Regions from separate parts of the Homo sapiens genome. Here region 2 is linked to region 1. Evidence: chromatin loops called from intact Hi-C (ENCODE). Cell type or tissue: Calu3. All regions are shown on one strand.

What was found. Peaks named below come from ENCODE experiments on the same cell type or tissue, not always from the same donor. Only the 100,000 strongest peaks of a DNase experiment are listed, where the experiment ranks them.
Region 2: a loop joins it to region 1, with 13 times the contacts of the local background. A loop is called at or near these places in 1 of 110 quality-filtered maps.

What each region holds. Positions count from the first base shown.
Region 1 is chr4:6,341,649-6,346,648 of GRCh38, forward strand. The region is part of intron 6 of PPP2R2C (protein phosphatase 2 regulatory subunit Bgamma); the gene reads right to left. Among named protein-coding and RNA genes, the nearest start is that of WFS1, 74 kb to the left of the region's middle. In Calu3, no CTCF peak of the experiment used is centred here; a DNase peak (open chromatin) is centred at 2,383.
Region 2 is chr4:6,424,260-6,429,259 of GRCh38, forward strand. All of the region lies in intron 1 of PPP2R2C (protein phosphatase 2 regulatory subunit Bgamma), which reads right to left. Among named protein-coding and RNA genes, the nearest start is that of PPP2R2C, 46 kb to the right of the region's middle. RefSeq lists an enhancer at 1,028-1,077. In Calu3, no CTCF peak of the experiment used is centred here; no DNase peak of the experiment used is centred here.

The sequences.
Region 1 (5,000 bases):
GGAGGTGACCCTGGATAATCTGGATGGGCCCAATGTCATCACAAGGGTCTGTATAGGAGGAAGAAGGAAGGTCAAAGATGGAAGAAAGAGATGGGATGATGGAAGCAGAGGTTGGAATGATGAGCTGAGGAGTGCAGGCAGCCTCTAGAAGCCTCTAGTAGCTGGAAAAGATCAGAAAACAGCCCCACCCTGCAGCCTCCAGAGATAACACAGGCCAGCTGACGCCTTCATTTTAGCCCGAGTTCCAGAATGTACAACAGTCTTTTGTGTTGTTTTGAGCCACTAAGCTCATGGCAATTGTTCCCGCAGCAATGAGAAGTGCGTATACAGTTGCCCCTTGACCCTCACACAACACAGGCTTGAACCTGCAGGTCCCCTGATGTGCGATTTTCCCAGTAAATATACTGAAAACATTTTGGAGATCTGCCACGATACACACACACACACACACACACACACACACACACACACACACACACATACATATATATACATACATATATATATAAGAAAAGAAAAAGTTAGGTATGTCACAAATGCATAAAATCCACGTAGACATCAGTCTCTTCAAATGTTCATCAGCTGTTGATGTTACTGGTAATGCTCCCCACCAACAGCCGACTATTAGGAGTGAAGTTTTGAGGGAGTCAAAAGTTAAGCATGTACTTTCAACTGCATTCAGGCACTGTCTGAACCCCTAACTCCCACATCATTCCAGGGTCAAGTGTATTCAACTTCCTCATCTGTAGGATGAATACTATAACACACCCATCATAGGTGCTGAGTATTTAATGAGATATAAACTGAAAACAGCATGTGTTTGCACTAGGTGTGCAAAGAATGAGCTGCGGTTATTATTTCACCCAACACCGGGCCAGGCACGTCGTTGGGGGCCTATGAAGGGTCTTGGCCATCATCGGCCCCGATTCTAAGAAATCAGGGTCTCAGCCATCATCACCCCCAATTCTAAGAAATCCCAGTGTTCCGGGCACGGCCCTTTCTTTCCGCAGGCTCTGTGCTGTCATAAGCAGAAGTAACTGTCTATTTTGAGGACTCATGTACGGTTGTTTCCACGGTTACCCTGTCACACTGCCAAGCAGTCACAAGACGCGGATTTCCAGTGCTTCGGAGAAAGGTGGGAAGCTGCAGAGGGAACAGAGTGGCCTGTGTGCCCCCAGCTCTGCCCTGATAGAGGAGGGGTCCAGGGAAGTCACAGAGCTTCTCGGACCCTCGGTCTCCTCATCTGTCCAATGGCAGAAATGCTCACCTTCCTGCATCCAGGACGCTCTTCATTCGCGGTCTGATTCTGTTAGGAAAATGATGCTGTGAGCACATCTCTGGGGTGTCACTATCAGCCACTCCCTGAGTTTTGAGCAGTAATTGGATACATGGATGGAAGTGGGAGGTGAAGAACTAATCCTAATCCCCAAATCCCTTTTAAAAAATTAGCTCAAATAACAGCCATTTGTGTTCAGATTAAAAACAGCCGCCACCTGCTAATTGGAAAGCGGCTGCGTGCTTGATTTCCCATGAGAGCCACAGAGCAAAAACACAGCCCGGACAAGGCATGCAGAAGGACAGACACTTCAGCCACTCGCCCCAATGTGCGGCAAATTAAATGAGGAGAAATGGAAGCTGTAAAAGCATGCTAAAAACTGCTGCGCAATCTTTTTGCTGGCACGAAAGAGAAAGTTTCCGTACAGGATATTGAGTTTGATAATGAAAAATATTCTAGAAAAATTTTAAATAAAATTTGCATAAATCAATAATCAAAAAAGAAATTAAGCTGGTTGTTTAAAATTTTTCTTCTCTTGGCCTGGTATGGTGGCTCATGCCTATAATCCCAGCACTGGAGGCCAGGAGTTCGAGACCAGCCTGGCCAACACAGCAAAACCCTGTCTCTACTAAAAATACAAAAAAAATTAGCCAGGCATGGTGGCACACACCTGTAATCCCAGCTACTCCAGAGGCTGAGGTGAGAGAATCCCTTGAACCCAGGAGGTGGAGGCTGCAGTGAGCCAAGATCGTGTCAGGGTGATGGAGCCAAATTCTGTCTAAAAAAAAAGAAAAAAATTCTTCTCTCCCTCAAAAGGACACCAAATAGATTTGCACACAAGTTTTCCTAAGATTTCAAGGAGCAGATATATTACATCAACTGCTCCAGAAAAAGAAAGAAAAAGCTGCCCAGTTCATTTTAGGAGAGTTGAATAATCTTAAAATTGGGCAAAGAGAGTATAAGAAAAGAAAATTATAAACCAACTTCACCTATGACTGTGTGTGCAAAAAGCATACATAAAACCTTAGTACATCACAGGCAGCCCCACCCTGTCTACAGACTTGGGATCACTGGTGCGGGCAAGAGCCGCCAGAGGTCAGCATGTTGCCAACCTCCCAGGTGAGTCACTGAGCACAGCCAACAGGCCCTTGGGGATTTGTCAGCAAGGACCTGGCCCCAAGGTCGCCCAGGCACAATCAAAAGTCCTCAGTGGCCTGGAAGACACCATGTCCCTCTCTCCGCACCTCGGCCTGCCAGAGCCTTCTGGAACCTCAGTGCAATCCGGAGAGGAGTGGAATCTGCCGAGGCCCTAAAAGTTAACGTTCACTGCAGCCCTGGGAGCTGGGGGTGAAGAATGAAATTGAATTGAGTCATCGAAAACACTCATATTTCTCGCACTGTTGAGTTCATTGGCTGATTCACACAAGGCTCATACATCATCAGGCATATGAAATTACGTGGCTGAAATGGATGTGTCTGTGCTTGGACTCACGAAATGTGCAAGGTATATGTGACCGCTGCTTCTGCCCTGGGAAACCGGATAGCACAGGCTTCGGGAGCCAAAGGGGGTCTGACTGCCCCCTCTAGCCCACTGAAAAATGTCACACAAACATTGAGGGGTGCACAAAACTGTCCTATGCCCGTCTCTGTGCTCTCTAAATTCCACCCTTCCTGCACACACATGTGTTTTCTGATTCAAAGTTCAAATCCATCATGAAAGTAAAAATACACAGAAAAATAAAAAGAAAATATTCCATCAGTTTCTTATAGCTCACCACTCAGGGACAACTTAGTGTATTTCTTTCCAGAGTTTTCTCTGTTTCCACTTTTCTGGTGGTCATAGCCTTATTTTGTTATCCCCTAAATCTTTCAACATAATCACTTCCCTGTGGCATTAAAAATTCTTCTAAAACAATAGCTGACATGACCGAACAATATTCTAGTACATGGATGTCATCACTGTCGACATCATTTTCTCGGCATTTTAAACTGGTTGCTTAAAATTTTCCTTCTCTCCCTCAAAAGGACGCCGAATAGATTTGCACACAAGTTTTCCTAATACTTCAAGGAGCAGATATATTACACCAACGGTTCCAGAAAAAGAAACAAAAAGCTGCCTCACTCATTTCAGAAGAGTTGAATAATCTTAGCATTTAAGATTGGGATATTGAGGATGTTTCTGGATTTCCACCCCTATAAACAACAGGGTGCCAATGAAGCCCCATCCTCCTTCCCACAGGGCTCACACGGGGTCAGCAGCGGACCAGGAGCAGGAAGAACCCCCTCTCTTCCCCAATATTCTCCCATTCCATTCGGACCCAGACCTGGCTGTACACAGGCACAGCTGGAGGCACATGTGGCCTGAGTGAATGGGCGGGAGGCGTAGGTGGGGGGGCAGTGTCCTGTAGTAGGCGGTGGAACGGCCCCCAGAGACGGCTGCGTCCTGATCCCTAGCACCTGTGACTATGTTATGCTACACGGCAAAGTCAAAATAAGGCCAAAGATGAAATCAAGGACGCAACTCAGCCAACCTTGAGATGAGGAAGTCATCCTGGATCATTAGGGGTGGCAGGAACAAGGCGATCACAAGGGCCTTTATACGCGAAAGACAGACAGGAGGGTCAGAGACGTGAGAGAGGCTTGGCCGCTGTGGGCTGGGAGGATGGGGGAGGGGCCACGTGCCAGGGAACGCAGCGCCTCTAGAAGCCAGAAGAGGCAGGGAAAACGGTGCTCCCCAGAGCCTCCCGAAGGTACCAGCCCGTGGCACCTTCATTATGGCCAGTGAGCTGGCTGTGGGACTGCGGACTGAGACTATACATATGCCCTGTTTTCAGCCACCAAGTGTGTGGTCCTTTGTTGTGGCGCACAGGACGCAGCCCCGAGCCCCCTGCACCCCGGGAATCTCAGCTGGTCTCCAGCCTCCCATCAGTCCACGGCCACTAACTCCACACTTATCTCCAGGTGGCATTACTGCCTGGATATCTGGCTGCCTACTCGACCCATTTCCTTGGAACCCAATACGGGCCTCAGGCTCGCGGGTCTGAAACCTGCCTGCTGGTCCCTGGCACCCCCTGTTGTTCCAGGCCACGGCCCCACCTTCACCCACAGCTCAAACCAACCACAGAGTCACGCCCCACAAGGCAAAGCTCGACCTCCAAGCAACATCCAGAGGGGGCAGCCAGGTGAGCCCTGCCCCACCTCCCAACAACCCCCTCAGTGGGGTCACCATTTCTTCCTGCAGACCCTGCAGCGACCTCTGACGCCTGCTCCCCCGGGGACCCTCTGCGGCGTCTCCTCTTCCTCCTCAAGTCCCAATCTCGTGACAACCCACAGCTTCTCATTCTCAGCTCAGCCAGAACAAAACCCAGTCCCTCCCTTGACCTACAGGCAATGTGTGGAGTCACGGCCACTGCAGTGCCCTCCTTCTCGAACATTCTTCCCCAGAGATCGGCACCACCCACCCCCTCAGGGTGTCCGTTCCACTGTGGTCTCTTCAGGGAGGCCCTCCCTGACCCCCTCTGTCCCTGTACCTGACTTTGTGGGTGTTGGTGCCATTGCTCACCATGCCCTGACATGCGTCAGGTGTGTGTTCACTGTCTGTCTCCCCCGCAGACGCCAGCTCCCGACGGTGGGCCTCTGCTGCACACCCATGCCAGGAATAGGCGCCTACTGAATGCCTGGATGGCTGAGCGTGACACACGGAGCGTGGACAAACCCAGAGGAG
Region 2 (5,000 bases), 83 kb after region 1:
CATCAAAAGATGAACTGGAGACCTCACTGTGGAGCCCTGGAAAACCACCTGCCATCCTGCGTGAGCTGACGGTTCCTCCAGGTGAAAACAGAATGGTCTTTAAATCTTATAGGCGGTGCTAAGTCAGCAGATATGACCTGGGGCCCCTCTGCAGAGAGAGGACACTTTGTGGTCCTCCATTCAAGCCACCGGACACTGCTGAGCCATGTCGGGGCACTGAGGGGTGACCATAGCATGACTGACCTGAGCCTGCCCTAAAGGGATTGCAGAGCTGGGGAGACCTGTGGATACACAGGGAGGCCGGAGAGCCAGACCTCGCCAGGCAGTGTCGATACATTGACACAGGAGACCAGCCAATGCCTCCTCCAGAGGCGGCTGTGGTGTGCCTGCTGAACAGCTGCTGGGGTTTGACAAAGTGAGGGGAAGGGCATGGAGGCAGAGGGGCCGTGTGTGCAAGGGTTCAGGGATGGGACCGTGTGGGAGATGCAGGGGTGGGGGCAAATCACCCTTCCCAGATCCCTCAGCCCCCATGAGACCTGGGACACGTCACCTCACTGCTCAGAGTCTATTTCTTGGAGGTGAGAGTGAGCCAAGGCTAAGACCGTACAGCCAGAGTTTCTGGGTTCAAATCCCAATGCCGCCACTGCCCAGCTGTGTGGCCACAGAACAGCAGGCAGCCTCTTTAGGGTTCACTTTCCTACTCTGTAAAATGGGGACACAAGAGTCTCTACTTTTAGGGCCATCATGAAGAATGCCTGAGTGGTGTGGGCAAAGAGCTTAGCACGTGCCTGGCAGCCAGAGGAGTCTTTACAGAGCACTTACTCCTATTCCCATTCATATAGGGTTGCCGAGAGGATGACAGGAAGTGGCAATGCTGGAACATGAGAGTCAGGGGGCCTTCCCTGTGGTGTCCCCACAACAGCCAGCACAGCTCCCTGTCCCCCCACCCTATAATTCCCTATCCACCTGTCGGCCCCTCCCACAAGGCTGTGCACGCCCAGGAGCAGGCACTCTGACACGTCCAGTGTGAGCATCATTAAGAGCCCAATTGCTAGCCAAGCCTGGCTGTGCACCTCACCTGCTGTGTGTCCTGGGCACCTGCACAGTCTCTCTGATCCAAATCGCCTCACTGCAGAGTCAACACCTGAAGTTCAGGAACATGCCAGCCCCTCCTCATGAGTCATGTGAGGATCCAGGGACATCCAGTGCTGCTGGAAGTCTGGGGGTGTCCCCACCAGCACGAGCTCAGAATCAGCCCGAGAGCACAGCTCAGAGGCTGTGTGTTCCCCTCAGCCTCCCCCATGACGTGTGAACCTGAGGCTTTTGGTTTATGACCACACTTGAAACCCACTGCCTTTTTGCACAGGCTGCCTGGGCAGTTGCAATTTCCCCTTCATCACGTGCAGGAACTCACAAAAATGCAGGTCCCTGCCATCCCCATCACCACAGGGCAGCCAGGACACTTCTGAATCCTCCCGGGTGCTAGAAGACAAGGAGAGTCTGTTCAGGAAAATTGGTGTGCATACAGAACAGGGCCCAGAATCGATGCTTGGCTGTGTGTGTGTGTGTGTGTGTGTGGTGTGTGTGTTATGTGTGTATGTGTGGGGTGTGTGTGTGTGGTGTGTATGTGGTGTATGTGTGTGCATGCACACGTGCATGCATGTGCATGTGTGTTGCGGGGAGAGGCACTCTATGGCTCCAGGTCCATCAGTACCGGGCCAGGGCAGGGGCGGGATGAGCCTGTTCCTGGGTACAGGCCTGCTTCCCTCATGGCTCTGATCCCCCATCTAATCCAAGGAGCAGGTGGGCTGCCTGGCATTGCTATGGCACCTGCAAGGCAGCGGCTAACAGCCTTCCTTCCCAGCAGGCTCCGCCCTGGGACCAACTCAGTCCCTCTGCCCAGCCTTGGGGTGTCAGGAAAAGGCTACTTGGATGAGACAGCAGCCACAGCCTGCCTCCATCCTCGTCCATACTCATCACCCTAGCCAGCTGGGCAGTGAGAGGGAGGCGGTCGGAGACGGCCTTGCAGTCCAGCTCCCTTCTACGATCAGCTGCTGAAAATCCCAGTGGTGGGGATTCTTCCATTGCTGCCTGTGTTTGTTCCACGAGCACTTCCTGCAGCCTACTGTGTGCTGGCTCCAGGGTGGGACTAGGGATGGAGAGAAACTTGCCCTCCTGTGTTCCTGGCTTCAGGAAGAACAGACTGACCAGGAGAGACAGAGCCCCAGACTGGGTGCAGCCACTCGGTCGGTGCAGGGAAATGTGTAATCACTGGAGATATTTACACCTGCATGGCAATTGTGGTCCTTGTATTTCAGACACAAGCATCACCTCCTGAAGCTACAATATGCCCACCTTATTCCTCACCCCCTGCAGTGTTCAGAAACACACTCAGTGTCAGTATCAGGGGACGGCAGAGTAGACTTGGGTGGAGCAGAGCTGGGACAGCAGCCTGGGAAACGCAGGCTGGATGGGGCCCTGGAGAAACCAGTTCAGCTGCCTCCATCCACTTCAGACACCAAGCCCTGAGCCACAGGGGCAGGTGAGGCTCTGCAGGCCCAACAGCTTGGGCCAGGCCAAACACTGGCTCAAGCAAGTCTTGCTCCCCAAGTTTTGCACACAGAGCTCAAGGAGGCAGCTGTCTCACTGGGGAGTCTTTGAGCACCAACATGGGGAGGAACCAATTCCAAAAGCTAAGTTAATTTTGAAAATATCTTCCATCGGCCTGAGACTGAGATGGAAGCGGCCACATACCACGGAGGGCACATCCAAGGGGGATGCTGGTGAACCCCAAGAAGAGAATATCTGACCTGGCAACGCCATGTGCCAATGTGTACCAAGGGGAGCAAGTGTGACACTCGAGGTCCTCCTGCTCACTGCTCCACACCCACTGGGCTGGGAGGCCAGGACGAGCTGGGGGCCCCACTGTATGCCCAGTGCCTAGAATAGTATCTGGTACACAGTAGCTACTCTGTGTTTGTTGGATGAATAAAAGAACTGAGCTGGAGAATGAAGGACAGTTTAACGTTCAGCATCTCAATGCTCAAACGAGGACGTGGGAAATCCTGGCAGGACAGTGCCTTCCAACTAACTCAACAACGACCTCCTTGGTCCTGCCATTTGCAACCAGGCCAGAGGCTCCCACGTGGGGGCCCTTCCCAGGAAGCCACTGCTACTAACATCCTACTCTCAGCTCCCATTTCACACCCTTGGCTCCAGCAAGGCCAAAGGATGGGCAAGCCCCTCACTGGGTCTCTGGGCTTCACATAGGCTGGACCTGCCAGGAATGAGCCCTACCCCATCTTCCTGGCCAAGCCTTCTTCTTGCCCTCCTCAGTGGCTCCTTCCCCTGTGAGCCCTTTCCAGACACCTCACTTGTGGCCATGCTTGTCCCTAGGCCAGGACTCATCAGTATGCTCGGTGATGGATCTGTTTACACATCTAACAGACACGGAGCCCCTGGAGGCAAGGAGAGGCCTTGGCTTTAGGAAGCTTTTAGCAGCCAGTGACTGAACCCCCAGTCTGAGAGGCTGAAATCAGAGTGGTGTTCTCTAACACACATGAGGTGTAGAGGTAGATGGCTGCGGGTATCAGGTCTGCACAGCCACCGGGCACAGGCAGGACTCTGGGAAAGAGGCTCCCCCTCCTGGATGACTTAGCATCTCAGTTGATCCCCTAACAGCCCAAGGAGGTGGGCACTGTTATTCCTGTTTTGTCAATGAGGGAACGAGCTAGACAGCAGAACAGCTGGGGTGCCAGGATTTGAAAGAACAAGCTGTGCCCACACCTGTGCCTCTGAGGAGGGTCACTCAGCACTGTAGGAGGAGCATCCCTAAGAGCCGCATGTCACAATCCATACCTTCCTCTTTATGCATGTCCTACAAGTTCATCCTATTGCTTTGCACAAAGTTTTAAGATCAAGACTGTTTGGTGGGTATCCAATAAGAAGGCCAGAAAGGTTTCAGGAGAGGAGGGTCTCATGCCCTCTATTTGCCTCCAGGTTCCCGTCAACATGGCTGTGTTTGGATCCTCTAACCCCGGCCTGGATGGACAGTGGTTAGAGCAACTCCATAAGACCTGCTCACCGCAAGAAGCCAGGGCAGGGCAAGCCTTAAGTTTCCAAGGTCCAGCCAAGTCGATGAAAGCTGATTGCTGGTGACTGTGTCCTGGTCCACCAGCCTTTAGGCCTGGATATAGCACAGTCCGGGAGCTCAGGTGGTTCTTTTTAGAGGGACAGGAGACAGGGAAGAAACCAATTGCACAGAGTCACCCGTGACTTAAGCATTAGGGGCCAGGGCCTCCTCCATTTTTCTGGTTCGGAAATCACATCGTATCAAGGCAGCAGAAGTTTCACAGCCCTGGAGGGTTGACTCGTTTGGGGCAAACTCAAGAGGGCCTGATGAATAAGCCAGACATCACTGACACTGCAAATGCCAACAGTGACATTGGGATACCACCCACCAGGGGCTGGACCCCTTGCTGAGTGTCTCTGTCTCCAAAAACAGCTGTGCAAACTGGGCAGTATTTGGCTGCATTTGACAGAGACAGAAACAGAACCCTGAGAGGAAAAGGCAAGCAGCTTGAAGTCACAACCAGGAAGTGGCAGAGCGGGTTTCGAACCCAGGTCTGCCTGACTCCTGGTCCTGCAAGGTCTTTCACTATAGGCGATCTAAACTTGTGCCACTAACTTTCCTCTATACCAAGGGTCAGCAAATTCTTTCTGCAAAGGGCCAGATAGCCAATATTTTAGGCTTCGTGGGACATATGTCCTCTTTGGCAACTCTGCACCTCTGCCATTATAGCAGAAAGGCATCCACAGACAATGTGTAGATACATGCCATGTGTAGATACATGGGCATGACTCTGTTCCAATCAAACTTTATTTACAAAGACAGGCACTGGGCCAAGTTTTGCCCATGGGCTGTAGCTACCACCCCCTGTGGTATACCATGTGACAGAGAAGCAGCAGCTTTAATTCCTGACCGTGACGCTGCCATTTCT